2 separate regions of the Mus musculus genome follow, and region 1 is linked to region 2. A link is a loop called in an ENCODE intact Hi-C map of the cell type or tissue named here. Cell type or tissue: left cerebral cortex. All regions are shown on one strand. Each heading gives the region's core, and the rest is flanking DNA. Links, peaks and the distances in the headings are about the cores only. Region 1 holds the start of Gm40940 (a long non-coding RNA gene). Region 2 has its middle 90 kb from the start of Gm35733.

The links. A loop is a pair of places that touch in the nucleus more often than their neighbours do. Peaks named below come from ENCODE experiments on the same cell type or tissue, not always from the same donor. Only the 100,000 strongest peaks of a DNase experiment are listed, where the experiment ranks them.
Region 1: it touches region 2 in a loop (2.9-fold over the local background); 2 of 42 quality-filtered maps call a loop at or near these places.

Annotation. Positions count from the first base shown.
Region 1 is chr13:48,443,384-48,455,072 of GRCm38, forward strand. Gm40940 (a long non-coding RNA gene) reads right to left here and starts at 3,289. Exons shown (of 4, transcript XR_873370.2): 1 at 3,194-3,289; 2 at 2,399-2,947. In left cerebral cortex, for the core only: a CTCF peak has its summit at 5,352; a DNase peak (open chromatin) is centred at 4,957.
Region 2 is chr13:47,343,193-47,354,881 of GRCm38, forward strand. No RefSeq gene overlaps it. Among named protein-coding and RNA genes, the nearest start is that of Gm35733, 90 kb to the right of the region's middle. In left cerebral cortex, for the core only: a CTCF peak has its summit at 5,767 (motif pointing right); a DNase peak (open chromatin) is centred at 5,766.

The DNA of each region.
Region 1 (11,689 bases), core at 1,961-9,960, 1.1 Mb after region 2:
TGTGAATGTGTGTATGTGAGTGTGTGTGCATGTACATGTGTGTGTGTCTGTGTCTGTGTGTGTTTGTGCATGCTTACGTGTCTGTACGTGTATGTGTGTGTCTGTGTACATGTGTGTGTGTTTCTCTGTGTGTGTCTGTGTGTATGTCTGTGTGTGTATCTGTGTGTGTGCAAACTTACGTGTGTGTATGTGTGCACTTGTGTCTGTGACTGTGTGTGTGTACCTGTATCTGTGTGTCTGTGTGTATGTCTGTGTGTGTATCTGTGTGTGTATCTGTGTGTGTGCACTTGTGTCTGTGACTGTGTGTGTATATGTGTGTGTGTGTCTGCGTCTGTGTGTGTGTCTGTGTGTGTGTGCATGCTTATGTGTCTGTACTGTATGCATGTGGGAGTGTGTGTTTCTCTGTGTGTGTATGTGTGTGTGTGTGTGACTGTGTGTGTATTTCTGTGTGTGCAAGCTTACGTGTGTGTAGGTGTACACATGTGTCTGTGAGTGTGTGAGTGTGTGTGTGTGCACACACCCATGCCCATGCGCCCTGAGGAGCCTGTCAGCGCCTCATTTTCCAGGATGCAAGTTTCCCCCCTAACCGATAACACTCTAAATAACAGGTGAGTGACTCTGGCAGAAAGGAGATTGTCTGACCTCATTGTTTGCCTTTTCCCCCCTCTTTGTTCTTCACAAATAAAGGTTTTTTTAATAAACTGAAAGGTCCTCCGCGCTTGCCTGATGATAAAATGAAAGGAGCCAGTGAGGTATGGTACAACGTGGCGGCGAAAAGGGAGACGCTCATCAGAAAATAACAAAGGTGCAAGCTACAGATAAGGCAGCTGCCGGAGATTAATCCTGCCTGCCTGATTGTTTTCTTTAATACCAAAGCCTGCACTAGCAAGCGATAAGTTTGCTGAGTAATTTGGTTTGGGGTGAGGAAATAAAATTCAGGTAGGCCCTGTAATTGATTTCCCCTTCTTTAGTTTTCTAAACATTAAACAACAACAACCACAAAAGCCTGCCTTGGCTGCACTTTCTTTCTTCCCGATTCACTGTCTGTCCTGTCCTCTTCACACACACACACACACACACACACATACACACACACACACACACACACACTCCTTCTCAATCGCAAAAAGCGAAGGTAAGAAGAAGGTTAAGAGCAAGAAAGAAATGCTTTCCTTTACCCAGCAGTCTCTGGGAGGTTTGCATGAAATGGCTAAATTCAACTCTGCTGTGGATTGTCCACAGTAAGAAAAGAAAGGAAGAAGAAAGAAAGATCTTGGAGTCCCAAGCCCTTGTGCCTCTGACTGAAGGGCATCCAAGCAGAGGTCGTCAGTTTAAAATGAAGCTAGCTATTAGAATGACCTCACTCCAACCTGATAGTTGCTTTCATAGCAGGGGTGGGGATTGGAAGGCATCCATGCACCCTGGGACAGCACCTTCTCAAGATGCAAGCAGATGTCCCAGATGTATCTCCCAGCCAGGAGCTGTTAAAGGATGCTGAAGCCAGAAAGCGGGCATGCTACAGATTCACCCTCAGAACCAACCCTTCTTGTTAGACATGTGGTCTGGTTAAAGTGAAGCCAATAGAGTGGGCCCTGATTCATCGAAAGCAAACACAGGTACGGGAGACCACCACGAGAGGCCACACCAAGAAGATAGCCATCTGCTGAGTGGCAGAGAGAGCACTTCAGTAAAAAGCAGCCCTGCCAGCAGCACCTTGTCCCACACTCCTAATTTTGTATTTACTTGGTGGCACTGAGCAACAGTATCACTTTGTGGAAAGAGGGTATTTTTCTTTTCCTCTTCTTTTTATCCCCCTTGAGATAGGATTTCAAGTAGCCCAGGATGGCCTCACCTCAAACTTGATATGTAGCCAAAGATGGCCCTCAACTCCTCACCTTCCACCTCCACCTCCCAGATGCTGGGATCATAGGATGTGGCCCCACGCCCAGCTTCCTTCCCTTTGGTTTGAGGGTAATAACCCTAAGTTCACCTTTTCTTCATATCCATCGGAGCCCGAGAGCTTCTGATAGTGTGACACACAACACTAATGAAGAGTCTAAAGAGGGGAAGCTTAGTGTATCCTGGCACTTCCTTCAGTAGATGGGAAGACCAACATCCCCTTCTTACCTAGGACAGTTGGTCATGGATGGATGGTACCCATAACAAGCACTGAGTCAGCCACTTCCCCGCCTCTGTCTGGTAGGGTAGGAGCCCCGCTTGCTGTTTGCACTTACAGGTTGGACGATGTGCTGGTGACAAGCAGCCAGCCAACATATGTGCGTAAGCCACACACAGCAATGCCATCTCTCCTTCTCATCTCATGCTATGGACAAGCATGAACCGACCATGGCCCACTCTGATTCAGTACATCTGGGCCACTGAGGCAGAGAACGCATACCTCACCGATTCCCAGGTGGCGGGTGCTGGTGAGGAAGACCACTCCTGGGATTCTGCGGGATACCGGAAGAGGTGTGAGGATAGAGTCCTATCGGGACAAAATGAACAACCCCCAGATTGCTCATCTGGCTGCTCACTTCCCATTTTATCTATGAATGAAATGGGAAAACCATTTCTGGTTTCTCACAGAGACCAGTGACATGAAAGTCCCTGAACAAATTCCCTGGAAAGTTGCGCGGCCACCTCCATCCTCCAGCTCGCCAGTTCCAAGGGAAGGGGTGACAACCTGATGAAGGAGCTGCTGTGCAGATGCCCTGGGTTAGTGTCACCTTGGAAAGTGACTGAGGAGCCGGCAGACATTTTTTTTTCTCCATGGCAGCTATTTCTTGAGGTCTGAGTGACTGGCCAGGGGCTGGGTTTTCAGCTTTCCACAGTCCACCTCCAAGCTAGTCAGGGGGTTGATTGAAGTCTTGAGAGTAGGTGAAGCTCTTGCAACAGTCTCCAGGATGTCTTTCTGCTCTCCCAAGCAGCCCTGGTAGCAACACCTGACCTGTCAGAAGCACCAGGAGAAGGGTGAGGACCCAGTGCTGGTCTAACTAGAATCTCCCTGAGCACTTGACTCTACTCGCGCTGATTTACAGTAAAATAAATAAATAAATAAATAAATAACGGAAGCTCAGAAGCGTGGGTAGATCAACCCCATGGGATAGGTCATCTTCAATGTCGACTTGACTGGATTTTGAATCCCCATGGAAACACACCTCATGGTATGTCTAACTGGGCAGGGAAGACTTACATGGAACGTGGGGAGCACCATTTCAGGGGCCGACGTTCCCAACTAAATAAATGCTCCAAAGAGAGGCTGGCAAGAAAAGAAAGAGGAACTTGTCACCAAACCTGATGGCCTGAGTTTGATCCCTGGGACCCAATGTTGGAAGGAGAAAACCCGACTCCAGCAAGCTGTCCTCTGACCTCTGCCTGTGTGCTCACACATAAACAATAAACAAACAAACAAATCATGAAGGTTCTAAAGACAAACTAAAATGCGTCCCCATTTTCCAAAAGCCTAGGCATAGCCTACAAAAGGAAGCCTTTATAAAGAAATAGAAGCTGGAGAGCCTGGTCCTGCCTTAGCTCCTGCCCATTTCCAAACGATAAGAATTAAAGAGCCAATTGCCTCCAGCGGTGTCATTCTGATGACCCCAAAGTGTGGGTCTGATAATTCTGGTCCACTACTTCAGGGTCAGAGCAGAAAGATATACCATTGTACCAGATAAGAACAATACTATGCTTTGACTCTTTGTGGCCCTCCAAAACTTAACCACACACACACACACACACACACACACACACACACACACACACGCCACAGTATGAGTGTGAGGTCTTTGGGAAAGAACTGGTCTTGGGGCTCCAGTCTGATGAAGAGGAACAGGAACTGTGTAAATGAAGCTCTCTGTATAGCATGTGCCCCCTTTTGCCCTTCTGCTTATCTGAAGTCATCAGGATAAAGCAACGTCTTGGAAGTGGACACAGTCAACCCTCAGCACCATCAGGAGTCTCTGGTACCTCCAATGTGGACTTTCCATTTTCTATGAATGAAGGAATAATCACTGCAGGCTATTTACAAACTAATTCATTACAGATACCCAAACAGACTAAGAACAATCACAATGGAGGCAATCTGTTAACAGACTGTTGAAACCATGGGATGTGGTGATGCGTGCCTATAATCTTAGCATTCAGGAGGTAGAGGCAGGAGTTCAAGGTCATCCTCAGCTACAAATGGAGTTCAAGGTCAGTGCCCCCGAAAGCAAAGTTCAAATAAAATAATAGATGTTTCAAGCAAAGACCTCTAGGAGGTTTTGGCACAGCTATAGAACCTAAGCAGGGATTTTCTACTCTAAAGCCTTCATTTACTCATCTGTTAAATGGGGACAATAATAGCTAACTCACGGGATCATTGTGACCTGTGGGGAACTGACTATGTAAAGCTCTCAACATGCTTTCTGGGCTCAGAATAGTGGCTATGATGGTGGCAGTTTCACCTCAATTCCATGGTCTTTCCAAAGATCTTAGGTCAGTATAAGACAGATGAGATGTGAACAATAACTTTGTCTTTGAGGAAAGAAAGGCTAATGTCACGGTTTATAAATAACTCTCCTGGCTACAGAAGAATGTTATCTCTGTCCCCTCTGGGCCAGCCTAATTTAATCCACTACCGTGACTTCCTTTGAATGGAAAGAGGAGAATGATAAAGAATCCATAAGAAAACATGAGGTGGCAGGAAGATCAAGAAGGTGTTAACTGATGTGGGAAAGGAATCCGGGAACTAGGTTAGTGTTCTATGAAAGACCCCCCCCCCCAAAAAAAAAAACCAGAGTGAAAAGAACTAATTGAAGAATGAGGGAGTTTTCTTCACCAGTGCTGGTGGAGTAAAAATATAATTATCTCTGATTCATGGAGATTGCTACAATGTGACTCATTTACCAAAACAGTTACTTGCAGAATTGCATTTGTGACTGTGGGAAGACCACGTGGGAGAGCCAGAGCTGTCTGAAATCCCAAACATTGCTCATTTTCAGGATGACACCTTGAAGGAGACTCTGCTTTTTTTTCCCAGGTGGCTTCCCATGCTTCTCTAGGGCCGTTTGCAACATCAGGACCACGGAGCCTTTCCTGTGAGATGGGGAGACTTCAGGAGGCGGATCCAGCCCAAGTTCCAGGATGGCTTTCTCTTTCCTGTCCTGGGCAAGATCCCATTAACATGCCGATTCCCTTCTTTCTCTAGCAGCGAGGCCTCAGCTCAGAGGCAGCTGTGTGTTTGGTTTCTTTCACATACTGAGTTGATGGCTTGTTCTTCAAGCTTGCACACAAGCCTAGCAACTACCTCGCACCCCTGATTGTTAGTTGTCGGGTTGCTCTAAGAAAGGAAAACTGGCATTTTGCAATTAAGCATTTCTGACGCCCCACTATGGCTGTCTGGGCAATCACCTCCATAGAAAAGAGCTGTTTAAAGGCCCAAGCCTTGGAAGGTCTGCACACAACTGTGAGAAGAAGGCCTCTGGGTCAGGCCTGTGTGGGAAGGAACAGCTCAGTATACCTACTGAGTGCTTCCTGATCAAGCAGGAGAAGCTGGGTTCAGATCCCCGGAGCCCACTTAAAACTGAGGACATAGCTGGGCATGTATAATCTCGGGTGTGAAGGGAAGAGAGAGGTGGATCCCAGGGACTTGCTGCAGAATTAATGAGTTCCAAATTCACTGAAGATGTGGTTTCAAAAACAATGAGGTAGACATGGAGGGAGGGAGACACAAATGACTGTACCTGCACACACACACACACACACACACATGAATACACATATCATACACCAACACACACATAAGCCACACACATATACATACATCATACACCAGCATACACATAAACCACACATACATACATACATCATACACCAACACACACACACATAAACCATACATACACATACATACATACATCATACACCAATACACACACATAAACCACACATACACATACATACATACATCATACACCAACACACACATAAACCACACATACATACATACATCATACACCAACACACACATAAACCACACATACACATACATATATACATCATATACCAACACACACATAAACCACACATACACATACATACATACATACATCAAACACTAACACACACATAAACCACACATACATACATACATCATACATCAATATACATTGAAACCACATATATACATATACACATAATACATCATACACTAATACACACATGTAGTGGCATACAAGATTATAAAACATAAAATGTATGGCCCAGGAAGAGATTTTTTAAAAAGTATATTTCTCACCCAGTTAAAAAAAAAAATCTTCAAGGAGAACTATCCAGAAAAAGGCAGACACAAATAGTTCTGAAAGGACCAGAGTAATGGAAACAAATCCCACCGCAGACTAATGAAGAGTGTTTCAGAGCAGGTTGAGACCCTAACGGATACAAATGAGGATCATTATCTTTCCTGAGTCCTCTGTTCAGTGTAGGATAAGAACCGTGCAAATAGAAGGAGATGACCAGGGCTCTAATGGTAGAATGATAACTGCAGCAGACCAGAGGCTCTTAATAAGAGCCATTATCATCTCCAGCCCCAGAGCCACGTGAGGGTCTGAAGATCGTCACTATAGATGACGCTTAGCTGTCCTCGTCCAGGAGTGACTAATGCTTTAGGGGCCACCCACACCCCCCCCCCCGGGAAGCATGAAAGCCAGACAATTCCAGACAAGGATTTTTGAAGCTGGGAAACAGTCACAGTGTGTTTTAGTATGAAGTGCCTACTATGTGTGAGGTGTGCATGATTTCATTTAATCCCATCTAGAGCCCTCACTTGGAACATATGGATAACTGAGGTTTGAGGCTGAGTCACTTATCTGAGGTTAAACAGTAAATGCCAGGTCAGCTCTGAGAGGTGGGTTTTAAGGTCAGCTCTAGGAAGAGGTGACAAGAAAAACCGGCATTCACATCATGTCAGGACAGAAAGAAAGGAAAGACCTTTCTGCCTAAGGACCAGATGCAGATCTTGCAGGCAAAACTGCCCCACAAACTGTGGCTGAAGACAGCGGTACTCTTTTGTCTCCTCTCGGGTTTGAAGTTTTGGTGGCTTATTGGGATCATGCATCCGTGCATCACATGCTGTCAGCTGGTGGTGGCCCCTCTGGAGGGGGAAGAACCACTTCTAAGATGGCTCACGTGTCAGGGAGGGAATACTAACTGGGAACAGGGGCTGAGAGGCCTCCATTGTGCCTTGGAGCAATTCTCACCACTATGCTATTGCATTCTATTGAAAAGACCTAGTCCTGGATACACCTCTCTCTATGTGTGTTAGCTCCACAGCTGGGCGTGTCTAACTAGCTTGGTGTCCTCAGCACCGCAGTGTGGAAGGCATTTCTTGTGTGCTTTGAGGCATCTTCCTAGGAGTCATTGGTGTGCTGAGCAGTTCTAGGCCCTGTCAGTGGAGGGAAGCTATCCCTCCTCATTCTGCCTTACAGAATGACTGAATCTGGTGCCAAAGGGGCCCAGTCCTCTAACTGCAATACCCACTACATGACAGTGTGCTCTGTGGACTCAAGACAGTGTCCCTTAACGACTAACTTTCCCTAATCTTCTCCTATAGTTAATGTAAGAACTAAGGTGGGAAAGTGATGTGGGTTTGGCTTTTAGTTTTTGTCCTTAGAGTGAAATCCAAAGTCCTGAACCCCACCCCAGCTCCTTCCCTTCATGTTCCTGCATCCCCACTCAACTACGGGCTCAGTATCCTGTCTCTTTAACTTCTTGTAATTTCTCCCACAGCATCTAGATTAAGCTTATGGCTAAATAGCAATAGCATGCTGTGCAGACAACCCTGCATCCATTCCAGACGTTGCCTTTGAGAAGACAGACAGCTTCTGCCTCTGCTCTCTGGAAACTCTGATGCCATGCTGAAAGAATCCCAATAGCCATGTGGCAAGGCTACTTGAAAAATCAGTTCCTACAAGAGCTTCCAATGTACTTCTCAAGATCACTGTCTGTGGTGGTTTGAATATGCTTGGCCCAGGGAGTGGCACTATTTGAAGGTGTGGCCTTGTTAGAGTGGGTGTGGTCTTGTTGGAGTAGGTGTGGCCTTCATGGAGTAGGTGTGGCCTTGTTGGAGTGGTGTGGCCTTGTTGGAGTAGTTATATCACTGTGGCCATGGGCTTTAAGACCCTCATCCTAGCTGCCTAGAAGCCAGTTTTCTCCTAGCAGCCTTCAGATGAAGGTGTAGAACTCTCAGCTCCTCCTGCACCATGCCTGCCTGGATACTGCCATGCTCCCACCTTGATGATAATGGACTGAACCTCTAAACCTGTAAGCCAGCCCCAATGAAATGTTGTCCTTTATAAGAGCTGCCTTGGTCATGTTGCCTGTTCATAGTACTAAAGCCCTAAAGCAGTGTCCTTTACCAAATGCTGGATGGGAAGCAAACTCCATTTGTTTTCTCACCTATTCTCCATTATCACAGTCCCTAAGGGAGCCCAACGTCAGCAGCAGCCTTTCAGTTTGCCAATCATCAGTCCATCTGTCAAAGGGAATTCTGGGAGTTTGGATCCTCCCAGATAATTTAACTAGTAGGTCAAGCCTAAGTTCCATAGTATGTTGGCATCTTTGCAGTTAGAAGACTGGGCCCCTTGGTGCCAGATTCAGTCATTCTATAAGGCAGAATGAAGAGGGATAACTTCCTTCTACTGACAGGGCCTAGAACTGCTCAGCACGCTAAGAACTACTAGGAAGATGCCACAAAGCACACAAGAAATGCCTTCCACACTGAGGCGCTGAGGACACCAAGTTAGTTAGACACACCCAGCTGTAGAGTTAACACACAGAGAGAGGAGCGTGTCCAGGACTAGGTCTTTTCAATAGAGTGAAATAGCATAGTGGTAAGAATTGCTCAAAGGTTACAATAAGACCACAGAATAGGTTGTGACATTGCTGGGAGAAATGGTTTGAAGCCTGAATTTAGGGAAAGCACTTGAGGCAGAGAGAACATTAGGAAAGGCGTCCTACCATGTCAAACACTCACATGTGTGTTTGTGAGCAGGAGATGCATAACAAAGAGGCGCTACTGAGATAGAACTTCCATCTAAGCTGCAGAGAGGGATGAAGAGGAAGAGATGACTTTGAGCATTGACTTTGAGCATTGCCAGAGGGGCTGTGTGCTGTATTAAGAAACTTGGCAGCTCCTCTGTCATTTTCAATGACTCTTTTTCAAGAAGAAGAATAGCTTGATGAGGTTTATGCCTTCCATAAATTATTCTTTTGGAATGTAAGAATGGATAAAATTGGAGCAAGATTGAAAATAGAGAGATTCAACAGCAAGTACCACCCTAGTTTAACAAGGTAATAAAGGCAGGTCTGTGGGAATGGAAAATACACTACAGATCTGAGAAAAGACTGAAGTTGCATTATAGGACTTAGCAATTGATTCGATGTAAGAAGGGAACCGAGGAGAGACTCGGACACAGAAAAGACAATGAGTCCAGATGAACATGTGGAATACTCAGGGACAACTCAGACTGGAGGTGGCCAGTGTTCACCAGGATGTAGGAGTTCAAGGTTGAAAGTAGTCACTAAGCTACCTATGGGGATGTGTGGCCTCATTGTGTGGGGAACACATGACATGGGTGTTTGGCATTCCACGGACTAGGAAGAGCAGCGAAAACAGTCACCAAACAGCAAATGAAAGGGATGCTGATGAGGATGTGGGCGAGGAGGAACCCTCACCCACCGCTGGTGTGGGTGTAAATGGGGTGCCGCCATGTTTAGGCTCCTCGACATGTACATACAGTGTGAATCATGAATACTGTCAACTCGAAAGAATCTAGAATCACCTAGGAGACAATCTAGAATCACTTAGGAGATGAGGTTCTGGAAAGGTGTGTGCAGGATTATCTGCATTAGCTTAGTTTAGGCGGGAAGACCCACTTGACTGTGGGCAATACCGTCCCATTGGCTGGGGTTCTGGACAGAATAAAAGGCAGAGGGAAGCTAAGCAACAGTATTCACTGCTTTCTGCTGCTGAAGTGCAGATGCAATGTGGCCAGCCCCTCAGCCCCTCCAGCTCATGATGACTCACTTGCCATGACAGACCGTATCCCCTAGAACTGTAAGCTGAAACAAACCCTTTCTCCATTAAGTTGTTTCTTGATGCTATTTTGTCTCAGCAGTAAAGACAGTAACTAATCTACAATGGGCTCATCTACCTCTACAAGACAGGATTCTGGGAAGAGGTCCATGCAAGACAGATTAAAAAAAAAGAAAGAAAGCTTAAGGCATGTGTCAAGGAAGCCTCAGGTTCTCGGAGTTCTTAGCCTAATCTAAGAAAAGAGCTGCTAGTGGCTATGAATGGACTTGTCCTCTCTTAGTTCCACAAAGTTCTGTCCTACATGGAGGAGCCCAGGCACCAGGGACCAGACAGTGCTCTTTAAAGCACAGGGTGTATTGCAGCTGCCATCTCTGCCCAAGCCTGGGGCAACACAGACTGTCTTTCAGCCAGCATTGTCTCGAGAAAATGCCGAAGTTGGGTAGGTATCCATTCAATGCTGTCTTCCAGATTTGCATAGTTCCCAAGTAGCCTGTCATGAGATCTGTTTCTTAAAGGGAAGACTCTTGCCAGTCAATGACACATTGACTGGAATCCCTAATAGACCACAACTTACAGGTATTTGCTAGGGAGTTTTTCCTCTGTTCACTGTCAGCTTGAGTGAATCCATAAGGCTGGGCCAGAAAATAATGAGAGCTGGTGTTGGGGGATGGGGGGGGAGGGATGGGGGTTGAGGGGAGATATCAGGAAACGCACTTCAGAGCCAGAAGGCTACTGAGCTGATTCTGTCTCACGAGTCCCCAGCTGTGCAGAAAGCAGGTCACCTTCAGAGTGAGATCTGTTCATCATGCAGTCTGCAGGGCTTTCATGCAGGAGAAATCCTCTGCCCCTGACTTCCATGCAAGTCTTGAGTTCACATGCCATTAGCAGCCTGCAGAGACATGGGCCAATATGAAGTGGGCTGTCCAGAGAGCTTAAGGCAATATTAACTTCCTAAGAAAGAAAACTTAAAGCAATATTAGCTTTCTTTCTAGGAAATTAAAATGCCTCCAAAAAGACAGAAATGGCTTTATATATAGTATATATAATATTTATATAGCAAACATAATATTTAATAATAGAATTAAGTAGTTAGCAAGTGACTAAGTTGTGTGTGTATGTGTATGTCTCTCTCTCTCTCTCTCTCTCTCTCTCTCTCTCTGTGTGTGTGTGTGTGTGTGTGTGTGTGTGTGTGTGTGTGTGTGTTTGAGACAGGATCTCATTATATAGTTCAGACTGGCTTCAAACTCACTCTGTAGCTCAGGCTGGTCTCAAAACTCATAGCAATCTACTGCCTTGGCCTCCTGAGTGCTGAGATTATAAGCATGCAACACCGTGCCCAGCTACATTTTACGTGTGCATACACACGTAATATTTTAATATAGTTGTAGAGTTTTCACAGTGTTCCTTTGAAGGCACACCTCTTCTTCTTGTACAGTAGAGCTGAGCAGTGCTTCAAGGGTGTTTTCTGAAGTATCAGCATTCTAAAGTTATACTCCAACATTAATTTCCTATAATGGCGTCTAAAACCTTATTATCTGCATTTTATTGCTAGGAAAGCTAAGATGTGGAGCATTTAAATGACTAATCAAGGGACAGAATTGGAAGTAGCACCTA
Region 2 (11,689 bases), core at 1,573-9,572:
GCTTTAATTGATTCTTTTCAAGAATTAATTACTTGCTTGAGGCCAGGTTAGATCAAATTTGATGCTTAGAACCAATGATATTTGTGTCTGTGTGGATGGCTCTCTCACGTGTTCATGTAAGAGCTTCCCAGTCTTACTTGGTTTCTTCCCATGGCTAACCAAATTAGATGCTCCTCCCGATAAAGCATGGAATGACTGGTCATCTTCTCTAACCCCCTTTAAGTGAAATGATCAACTGTATCAGCAGAAATACATGCAGGATTCTAAGCTGTGAGGATGATAGGAGCACAATGACCCAGCGCACTGAATAGCAAGCAGGAACTCTGGAGCTCTGCATTTATGAATGGGTGTTAGGAACCCCACAACTATGCATTTTATGAATGAGTGTTAAGGCTAGGAATACAAAGAAAGGTAGCTGAGAGTTGTAGGTGTAAATTTCTCTAGTTTCATGACAGAACATTCCAGAACACGACAGAGTAAAATGAAGTAACTCAGTACAAACTTTAGATAAATAGTGGCCATGGATGGAGCTACTTAAATGATCAGATCGGTCTCAGGGTCTTGTCCAATTAATTTGGCCAGGCTGTTCATTATATATATATATATATTTTTATCCCCTGAGCTCTGAGAACTTATAGTATTATTTGTTTATGTTAGAAAGAGGGGTGTCAGAATTGAACTATTAACCAAGAATCTCCCTAATTTCTAATTATTTGATTGCATTCGCATATCACAAGAAGTTTACTTATTTCTTTATTTTTAGTTAGTTCTCTATTTTAAGTTTCGGGCAATTCAATGAAGAACTAGAGAGAAGAGATATAATTTTATTCAAATGCTGTCTCAGTCTACTCGATTCATGCAGGATGTTGTCACAATCTTGCCAACCACTGGGCTTGTTCATTCAAAATCACAATCCATGTCCTTACCACACTTCACTTTCACTGACATTATAGAAGACTGGATAGGATAATCCAGGTCTCCATCTTGTACCTTACCCACAAATAAGTCTCAGCCGCTTGGAGATAGAGAGAAAGCTTCCTGTATCCAACACCTACGCCCAACCTACCTCCTTAGAGTTCAGGATGTGCCAGTAGCCACTGCTCTCAAGAGACACCAAATGGGTTCCTAGGCACACTTTATGACATGACCAGAGCCTTCTTTTCCCATTGTTTGAAAAGGTTCCTTGTCCCATATTCTACAAGTAACTTCTGACCTAAAGTTCTGTTGCATGCGCAGAACAGATTTCCTCCTAGACTTGGGTTAAAGTAGATTGAACAATGCAGTTTGACTCTAAGTTATGTTTTTGTTTTTGTTTTTGTTTTTGTTTTTCTCCTAGTGTTTATTCCCTTTTTGGCAAGACTTTTGTATCTGGTCCTTGCTTTTCCCTGTAGCCTTTGCTTCCATGGTCAATTCTACCTAGAAATCCTTCTTTCAGATTTGTATATTTAAGTGTCTGAGCATACATACATGCATGTGAGCATACTCACCTACATACATGAATGCATACTTAATACGCATGCATGAAACTGTCAAGAACACGGAAAAATAATCCTGCCATGTCCCCGCTTCTCCATCAGAGCCTTTTGGGTTCTTTTTGTGTGTGTGTGCACGTATGTGTGCAGGCGTGTGCATGCACGTGTGCACGTGCGTATGAAGGTTGCAGGCCGATGTTGGGAGTCTTCTTCAGTTGCTCTCCACCTTGGTTTTTTTTTTTTTTTTTTGACAGGATCTCGTTGAACCTGGAGCTTGTTGGCTGGTAAGTGGCCGGGGTCCTCCTGTCTCTGTCTCCTGATGTTGGCTTTGTAATGTGGCTTTTTGGAAATCCAACGCAGGTCCTTTATCTTGTGTGGCAAGCACTCTTCCAACTGAGCAATCTCCCCAGCTCTCCCTCCTGATTCTTATACCTGGACTTACAGCTCTTCCTTCCACTGCCATAGCTGTCCCAGGACTCAGCCACGGCCACCTCTGTGCACTGCAGTGTATTGCCCTGGAGTGTACCTGGAATGTTGAATTCTTCCATGTGGGTGCTTAGCACTGTAAGAGGTGGGACTTTGACTCCTTGCCAATGCCTTCCATTAAAAAGTGTCTTAGAAGCACTCGGAAAGATTCACCTATCGAAGACATGAACACACATTGCAGGGAGGGAAAAACAACAACAACAAACAAACAAAAAACAAAAAAACAAAAAACCTTGTTGATTGGAGTAGTCCCTTCCTTGAGTTTTTAATCCGGATATCAAGATTATGTAGACACTGCCATTATAATGTAATACCATCCCCTCAGTCCTAAGGCAGGACCTTTAAACCATGAGAATCAGTAACATGAAGAACGGCAAGCATGATTGCAGGCATGTGCCCGTACTTCAGGGATGGGGGAAACACTATGAATGATTTGGTGAGCTGACTAAAATGTAAGCTCAGAGTGTGTGTGATCAGTTATTTCATGTGAAGCATTTCATGTCCTGGGGATGGGTACTTAGGTTCTCGGAAACCCATCAACTATATCACTTCCTGAAATTGGCCTCTAGTTCAGACTTTCTGGAGTTACGGCCCCGCCCCTTAGGAGCCTCCTTTGGCCCTGCCCCTAGGAGCTGGCCTATAGCCCCGCCCTTTAGGAGCCGGCTTACTGCCAGGATCACATCAGCAGGCGTTGTGATGTTGTGATTTTTCTCTTTGTACTCATCAGAGAACTTTCCCCGACTACTTTTTTTTTTTTTTTTTTTTTACTTTCCGCTCATTCATTCCCCAATGCTTTTATAGACGAAGGAAACAGTTCAACAGCCTCAGAGTTAAATTTAATTGTGCTTTCTATAACTCCCAAGCAGAATTCTGCTTTCCTTTTTGGGAAATAAAGGCTCTTTATGGTGCAAAGCCTTCCTATTGATGAATTAAGCTTCAGAAGTAAATTTAGATATAAAGAGACAAACTCGGTTCAGAAAAGCCACCCACTGCACACAATGAAGTTATTTATAATGAGGGATTTCAGGAATCGAAACAGACCCTCTCTCAAGGATACCAAGGCAGAAATCAGGGCAGATACTGAAGGCTAGAAACGTGGTTGGATGATGAAAAAGACTACGGGAGAGAAATCAATGAAAAAGTAGAGTGTGGGGCATTTAACAGTCTTAGAGGAATCTTGTCACAAGTCATCTGAATGTGTTGTAGAACTCTCGAGAGTCTTTGACTAAAGGGAAGTTGTATCCGTTGGTCAATAGGGACATTCAGCCATGTTAGCTGTATTGGGAGCTTACTGTGTTGAATAAATACATGACTATTTAGAATACTGCTTCACTCTGGTAGACTCTTGTCTTCAGTCTCATCTTCTGGCTGGGGCATGCCGGGGTTGAAAATGCATTCACAACCTATTTTTTTATGTGGGCTCTGGGGATCTGAACTCAGGTCCTCAGACTTGTGCTCCTTTTAAAAAATTAAATAAAATAAATAATTAATTAATTCACTTTACAACTCAATATCAGCCCTTCCTCTCCTCCCGGTACCCTATCACATAAGTCCTTCCTCCATTCCCCTTAGAAGGGGAAGCGCCCCTCTGGGTGTCTCCCCACCCTCCTACCTCCCCCATCCCACACATCAAATTGCTGCGAGACTAGGCATATCCTCTCCCAGTGAGGCTAGACAAGGCTGTCCATTTAGGGGTGTGGGATTAACAGGCAGGCAGGTAGGCAACAGGCTCAGGGAGAACCCCTGCTCCCTGTTGTTTGGGGGACCCGCATAAAGACCAAGCTGCTCATCTGCTACATATGTGCAGGGGGTCAACCTATGCTCGCTTTCTGGTTGATGATTCAGTCTCTTGGAGCCCTCAAGGGTCCAGGTTGGTTGACTGTGAGTCTTTTTGTGGAGTTCCTGTCTTAAGGCAAGTTCTTTACCCGTAGACGCATCTCCCAGCCCTCAGGCTAGTTATCATCAGAGGTCGTTTCATACCACTGTGGGCTACTTCTAAATTCTTTAAAAAAAGAATTATTTACTTACTTTATGTATATGAGTATACTGTAGCTGTCTTCAGACACACCCCAGAAGAGGGTATCAGATCTCATTAGAAATGGTTGTGAGCCACCATGTGGTTGCTGGGATTTGAACTCGGGACTTCTGGAAGAGCAGCCAGTGCTCTTAACTGCTGAGCCACCTTTCCAGCCCACACTCCTAAGTTCTTTAAAAATTGTTGCTCCATTGTCATTAGTTCTCAAGTGGGGGGAAATGTCAAGAGTCTTCTCAATATCCAAACCAGTTCACAATGAAGGCGTGTACCACTCACAGCCACTGAGTTATCATTATCAAGACAAGAAAAACTCAAAGTTTTAACCATCATAGCAAAAGGAAAGGACTGCCCAGCTGCTAAGAGCATTTGCTGCACAAGACAACCTGGGTTTAGTGCCCAGCATTTGTCACTTTGCAACTCCAGTTCCAGGGAATCAATGCCTCCTCTGGCATCTGTGGGTGCACACATGTGTCATGTATACATACATACATACATACATACATACATACATACACACACAATATACATAAAGAATTTTTTTAAAAAGAAGAGCTATTTGCTGTCTGACATGTGGCCTGCACATAAAACACATCTGACTTGTCTGACTTTCAGGAAGTCACGGGAGTCTCAGATAACGCCTATACCTAAAGTCAGTAATTGACAAATTTTTATAAATGGTCACGAAACTTTGTGCTCATATGACTGACGGCGCTGTGTCTCCAGGACAATAAAACCTGACCCGGGGAATGAAAAGATAACCTGCACATGTGTTTTGTTGCCATGACAGCAAGCAAAACAAACAAACTGATTGCTTAGTGTTTCCATTGGCTACGTGGGTGACTGTGTAGGCATGCCCATTCACTTTGATTTCAAGCACACAGCACTATAAGATGTACTGTGGGCTGTGCACACCTACTGTGATGATCTTGGGCCAGTTACTGCTAGTCATGAGACTTAATCCTGCTCTCTAAAATAAGAGTTCACCTTTCTTACTCCCTGCCCCAGAATGGCTACGTAACCCAAAGGTGTCTGGAATTCTTCTTGTAGCCCAGACTGACCTGGAACTCAGGACCTTTTGCCTCAGACCCCCCAACCCCAAGCACTGTGATTAGAAGAATCTTCCATTCTACCCAGATGACTTTCTTAATTCCTAAACTAAACTAAAAAAAAAAAAATTCAGAGTGTGGTTCATGGGACAGTTATAGATATGATTGTTAAATGGCTTTGGTACTAACTTGTGAATTTCTTTTAAAGACAGTCGTTTAACGTCTGGAGGATAGCAAAGTGAAGAGCATTGCTCAATGTTGATTTGTCAAAAGATTACAGTTTAGCCCTCGAAATAAATGTTTCCCAAAATAACAGCATTTGGGAAACTTTGAACCCCGTCTCAGTCATCGCCCGAGAACTAAGAGGCCTTTCATAGTCCGAGGGCAGAATCCAGAGGGCCGACAGGAACAAGAAGCCTTCAGTCCCCCTCACTCCGCCTGGGGACCTGCCACACTATTATTAGCAAGGCATACAAAATAGATTTGGTAAACACTGGAGACGCCCTGCCAAGGAGCAGCTCAGAGACATATGGTCTTTTTTAAGTGCCACGATCACTGCAAACAAGCGAGATGTCCTAATGAAGAGGGAGCTCTTGTCAGACATCTTGTTCTAAAATTCAGCATTGAGCTTCTGAAACAGACAGGCAGAACTTCAGAGGTTGGGCAAGACACCAGTGCTTCTTCCAAGGGAGACGAAGGTTGAACTAGAGGGCTGCCATCTCTCCTTCTGACACCAGAGGGAGCGCAACTACGCGGAATCAGCTAGGAGCTGGCTTCTGGGGCCCGATCAGGCTCTCAGGTCTCCCACCAAGATGCACCTTCTATAGCTTTTTGAGATAGTGGAAATGTAGAGAAGGAACCCCACCTTTCTTGTTCCGTAGGGTTAGGACATGCGCATTATTGCTTCATTGTCACAGACTTCTGTAAGTAGAGTGCACATTTAGCTGAATGACGAAATGGGGAGTGGGTGGGTGATAGATCTCCATCCTTCCAATTTGCCTTGCCTCATGTGGGCACTTGGGCTTCTCACTACACAGCTCCCTGTTTGTGTTTAGTCATTAAATCTTTTAATGATTTTACTGGATAGAGTTTGGACTAGTCCGGGATTCTGGGGAAAAAAAAAAAATCTTCCCACCCCAAACACCTTTTCTGTGTTGCCTTAACAGAACGTTAACGTTTTCCAGGTAAGGAACATGACCTTGTGCTACACAGTTCCTGCTTTAAGCCCTGTCCCCAGCAGATACTCAGCTGAGAGTCCATGTTTGACAGGAGTGGCTGATGAATGGCTTTCTTGTCTTGGCAGGGCACCCACGAAGAATGGGACACAGTTTTGATGCTCAAAGTGTCTAACCATATTTCCTCAACATATTGTCTTATATGTGTAAATATACATATATATATATATTCCTGAATACACAAATACAACATGCTCAATCTGTATGCTGTTACTTGCATGTAGGATTTCTGGGCTGACCATTGGTATTGGATAACCAGTTGGTGTGCTCTTCCTTGGGGAGCCTATTTCTCAGCTCCCAGCATCCCTCGGTTGTCTGTGGCTCTTTTTCTTGAATTGCAAGCTACTGAGGCGGAGACCTTCTGGGATTTCCTCCTTCCACATATGCATGTCCACTGGTGTCATCCGTGTTCCGCTCAAGTTTAGGCTCCTGTATGTATGTTTGAACATAGTGGAAATCAGAATAGTGGTGGTTCAACAAAATACTCTAAAATAAGCATTATTCTGTTCTTTCTCATTGTAAGCACCTCCCCCATATATACATATAGACACCCCTCTTGGGAAAAGGGGGTGGTTCCTAAGGGAATAACTTTACCAAAGGATTAGACAATGTTGTTTTTTTTTTTAAGAAAATAGCACTCCATATTTATTTAGTTTTTTTATTTGACAGTTTCATGATGCTTCTGACAAACTTTACTTATTTCACCCTTTATTCCCCACTCTCCTCCTCCTTCCCTAACTGAACCCTTCCAACAAGTTCCCCTCCTCCTTTGAATCTCGTGTGTGTGTGTGTGTGTGTGTGTGTGTGTGTGTGTGTGTGTGTGTGCTACTGGGCTTAATTAGGGATGTTTGTACTAGCATAGTCCATCTCTATCTATCTATCTATCTATCTATCTATCTATCTATCTATCCACACACCCACCGATCTATCTATCTATCTATCCATCTATCTATCATCTATCTATCTATCTATCTATCTATCTATCTATCTATCATCTATCTATCTATCATCTATCTATCCATTCATATATCTATCTATCTATCTATCTATCTATCTATCTATCTATAGACATTTTCACTCACTAAACCTGGAGCTCACTGGTTAAGTGTCTTAGAACACTGGTCTGAGTGTCAAGCATTTAATCACTGAGCTCCCCGCAAAGCCCCTAAAACCATCCTTGCTTTAAGGAAAGGAAAAATCTGACATCAAGGTGTTGGGAACAGGATTCAGGTCTCCTAGCCTAAGTCCATTCTGTTCCATGCTGCAGTGGGAGCAAGAGCAATTGCTGATCTTAAAAATAGCTCTTTCTCCTAAATTCTAAAGCCAAACTAAGTAAGTACCCTGATTCTGGAAAGCATTTCTAAATCAGAAAAGGAACAGGATACACAGAAAGGAAGACTTTGACACAGACGAGAACTCTAATAGGAGACAGAGCTCCCTTGAATACATGGTTTTTATTTCACTTTTGACTGAGTGACAGGGAGAATTGTGGATGGGCAGGACATAAGAATAGGATTAAAGGTGCTGGATCTAATACGATACTTCTTCTTTAATGTGAAGAAGGTGTGTTTCAGTTAGTTTTTTTTTTGTCAGCTAAACACCAGCTAGAGTTAACTGGGAAGAAGAAACTCAGTTGAGAAAATGCTCCCCTCAGATTGTCTGTAGCAAGACCATGGTGCGTTTTCTTGATTAATGAATGATGAGAGAGAGGGCCAAGCTGACTGGGAGCAGTATCAACCACTGGACCAGATGGTCCTGGGAGCCATAAAAAAAGCAGGCTGAGCAAGCCAGTAAGTATCATTCCTTCACGGTCCAGCTTTAATCTCTGCCTCCAGATTCCAGCATTGAGTTCCCGGTCTAACTTCTCTTCCTGGTGACTATACAGTGGAGGATAAAATGAACCCTATTCTTCCCAAGTTGTTCATGGCCATTCCTGTTTCACAGCGACAGAAATCAAACTAGAATAGTGTGAAAACTTCAAAGCCCACCACAACCATCTTTTTCTTAGTAACAGATTTGTGTCTCTGTTTGGTGAGACGACACATTTAATTCCTCCAGTGCTGGTTCCAATGAGCTCTTTATGAGTCTAAAGGGATTATCAACACTGCATTTGAAAGATGGAGTCACAGTAATTTCTAGCAAGATGTTGAAAGCTTTGGGCTCATTGGTGTATGTGAAAATGATCATGTATTAATTTAATATGGGTAGCAGAAGCAATCTGGGATTAGAGGGGACAAAGGGACAAGGGAGAGAGGAGATGGGGAATTGTATGCTGCATCTTGAACTCATTCATGGGATCATGATGGCCTGAGCTACTACCACCCATGTCATTTTGTCTCTATGCCAAAGTGACCTCAAAAAGGGTAAGTTCCAGTTAGGATCTATTGAGCAAGAGTGGGGCACTCGACACGACTGAACAAGGTTGGAACTTTTGGGATCAGTGCATTGATCAGCCTCTACCTAGGCAACAAGATACCTAGGCAAAGGATCTCATCGGGAGACAGGGTATTGATGGTGTGATATTGGTGGTAGCAGTGAAGGTTCTTCTGTGTTTGATACTGAGAACAGAGACACTTACCCACGAAGGGCTTCCAGGAAAGGAAGCTGTGGTGGGGCAGGTACTAGTTTACTGTATTATCAACCAGAGACTGAATGTGACGTCATGGCGGGACTACTCCCATCTACTCAGGGTTTGAAACCATCTTCCAGCCAGAGATGGCTGGAGCAAGGGTCACTGTTGGTCTCATCAGTTGGTTACTGATGTCCAGTGTGGAGGATGGATGCCAAGGCCTTTGGCATGCTGGATCATGACCAACATTGACCTGCCTCTGAGATTCTTCAGCCCATAATTTTGTTATTTGAAAATGTTCTAGGTTATCAAGGCTTGAAATGAATGATTCTTCTATAGCAAATGAAGCTACCAGGCCAATATTCTTCCAATGTCTTCTTATATGGTATATCATGCCTTTTGCATCTTCTAATATGCTGTCTGCTCCCTTAAGTCTTTGAAGATCCGTATGTTCTATTACCAGAGGCTGAGACAGACTTCTTCTTGTGCTATACAAGTCTGGGCTATTTCACCAGCCACCTGCTCCTCTGGACAGTTCTTATGGGTGACTCCACTTTGGCGGATTGGCTGATTAGTTACAGTGATGTGGTCACCAGCCACAGCTCTTTTGGGGCTTGATAATGCCCTAGCATTCATTCATCTTTGGCTATGTCAGTTTGTCATACACCAAACTCCCTCAGCTGAGGGACAGGAGGATTCGAGGTGTCCTGTGACCAGTGTGTTCTGGTCTTTGGCTCCTGGGCACTCTTTAGCAAGGGCCAGCTGGTACTTCCTTTCCTTAGTTAGGGGGGCGCAGCACAGCCTGCAGGCAGACAGCAATTAAAATGGCCATTCCTTCAGTTCACCACAATCAAACTGTTTCTTTGTGGCTTGTTCTTGGTACCACTGCCTTTCCAGAGACTCCTTGGCTGTATTTACCCAGGATTAAAGTGATGCCTTAGGCATTTTGGGAGAAGCTGGACAGCCTTTGAGAATTCTCTGACTCCACCCTCCACAGAGCTTCACTTCCATCAAAAGTGCCTCTTTCTTTCTGGAGGGGAAAGTCCCGGAACTGGGTGGGATGCCCCAGGGAGCCAGAAAACCAGGGTTCAGGACAACTTTCTTATAATGTCCTAATTTTGAGTCACAGGGGGAGAAATGGGACTTAAAACAATGCCCTTTCTTTCTTTCTTTCTTTCTTTCTTTCTTTCTTTCTTTCTTTCTTTCTTTCTTTCTTTCTTTCTTTCTTTCTTCCTTCCTTCCTTCCTTCCTTCCTTCCTTCCTCTCTCTCTCTCTCTCTCTCTCTTTCTTTCTTTCTTTCTTATGTTCTTTCTAATGTTCTTTCTTTCTGTTCTAATGTTGAAACATTAGACCATTGAGACCTTAATGTCTCCATCGGCAGCAAGAAACTGGAGGTTATAGATGGATGGCAGACCAGGATTTGGAAAGTAGTTGAGTGACTTATAAGTGCGGGTTGTGGCGGCACTCACCTTTAATCCCAGCACTCGGGAGGCAGAGGTAGGCAGATTTCTGAGTTCGAGGCCAGCCTGGTCTACAAAGTGAGTTCCAGGACAGCCAGGGCTATACAGAGAAACCCTGTCTCAAAAAAAAAAAACAAAAAAAAACAAAAAAAAACAAAAGCCAAAAACCCAAAAACAAAAACAAACAAACAAAAAAACCCACCCCCCCCCCCAAAAAAAAACCAAACCAACAAACCAAAAACCAAAACCAAACAAACAAAAAAGTTCCAGCCTTTAAACACACTGGAATGTTATAATGGAGCAAGTTTAAGTGAGACGAGAGAGACATGTGTGTGGGAGACAGACCTGAGCAGCCAGGAGGACCAGTGTGCTCAGGTCTTGACTTCCTCCTGGTTTCCCTTAGGGAGACTGGAGCTGTGCCTCTCTCCTGGTTCCTGGAACTAGAGACTGGAGGGAGACATCTTGTCCCAAGCTAGGTTGGCTTTCCTAACCACACCAGCAAGCCAGTGGAAGAGCATTTTTGCTATCTCCTGCTTATACTTTTTTCAAGGTCCCAGAGTGAGGAAGGGTAGGAAAATGGGAACAGAAGCCAAGAGGGTTCCGGGCACCTCAGAGAGTTTCTTCCCACAGTTGGCTGTCTTCCGGCTATCAAGAAACCAAGTGGGTCATCTCGTGTGGATCTTTGAGTTGACAGTTTCCAGTGCCAGAAAGACCCCAGAATTAAGACTGTTGGAGAAATGTAACATAGTGCCCACTGGAGAGGAGGACTCACTGACACTGTGTGAACATTAACGCTGATAAATAGGGAATTGATGCTCTGCTTGCTGACATAATCCATAGTCCCACCTCCCGTGACAGGGTTGCCGAGGGTAACTGGCTACCCTTCACTTTCCACCTGGTCTTGAGCTATCCCAGCTCTGGGTGAGCCAGAAAACCAAACGACCTTGGATCCGGAGCAGAGGGGAAGTCACTTCCTTGGTGTAACCTGACTTGAGCGATACCAGAGACGGACAGGGGAGAGTTTGGAGAGAGGACAAGTACTGAGGAGAACCGGGTGCCACTGAGATGTTTCTGGCGCCGGAGCAGCTGGCATCCTGCTCTATTGAGATTGGCTGGCCCAGGAGGATCCTAATTACCGCACAACTGCTGCCTCCATAATCACAGTGACAGCAGTCGTGTGGGCCGGAAGGAGATGCGAGATGGATCTGGTGACGGCTGCAGAGGATGCCGGAATCATTGTTCTTTGCCCTGGCTTCAAACAAGGGGGCTGTTGCCAGCTGCCTGCTAAGTTTGAAACAGCTGTCCCCAAGAAGGGGCCAACCCTTCCAGCTTCAGCTTTAGAGAAGATATCAGCTCCAGACATCAGGTCTGTCCCCATGTCCTCTG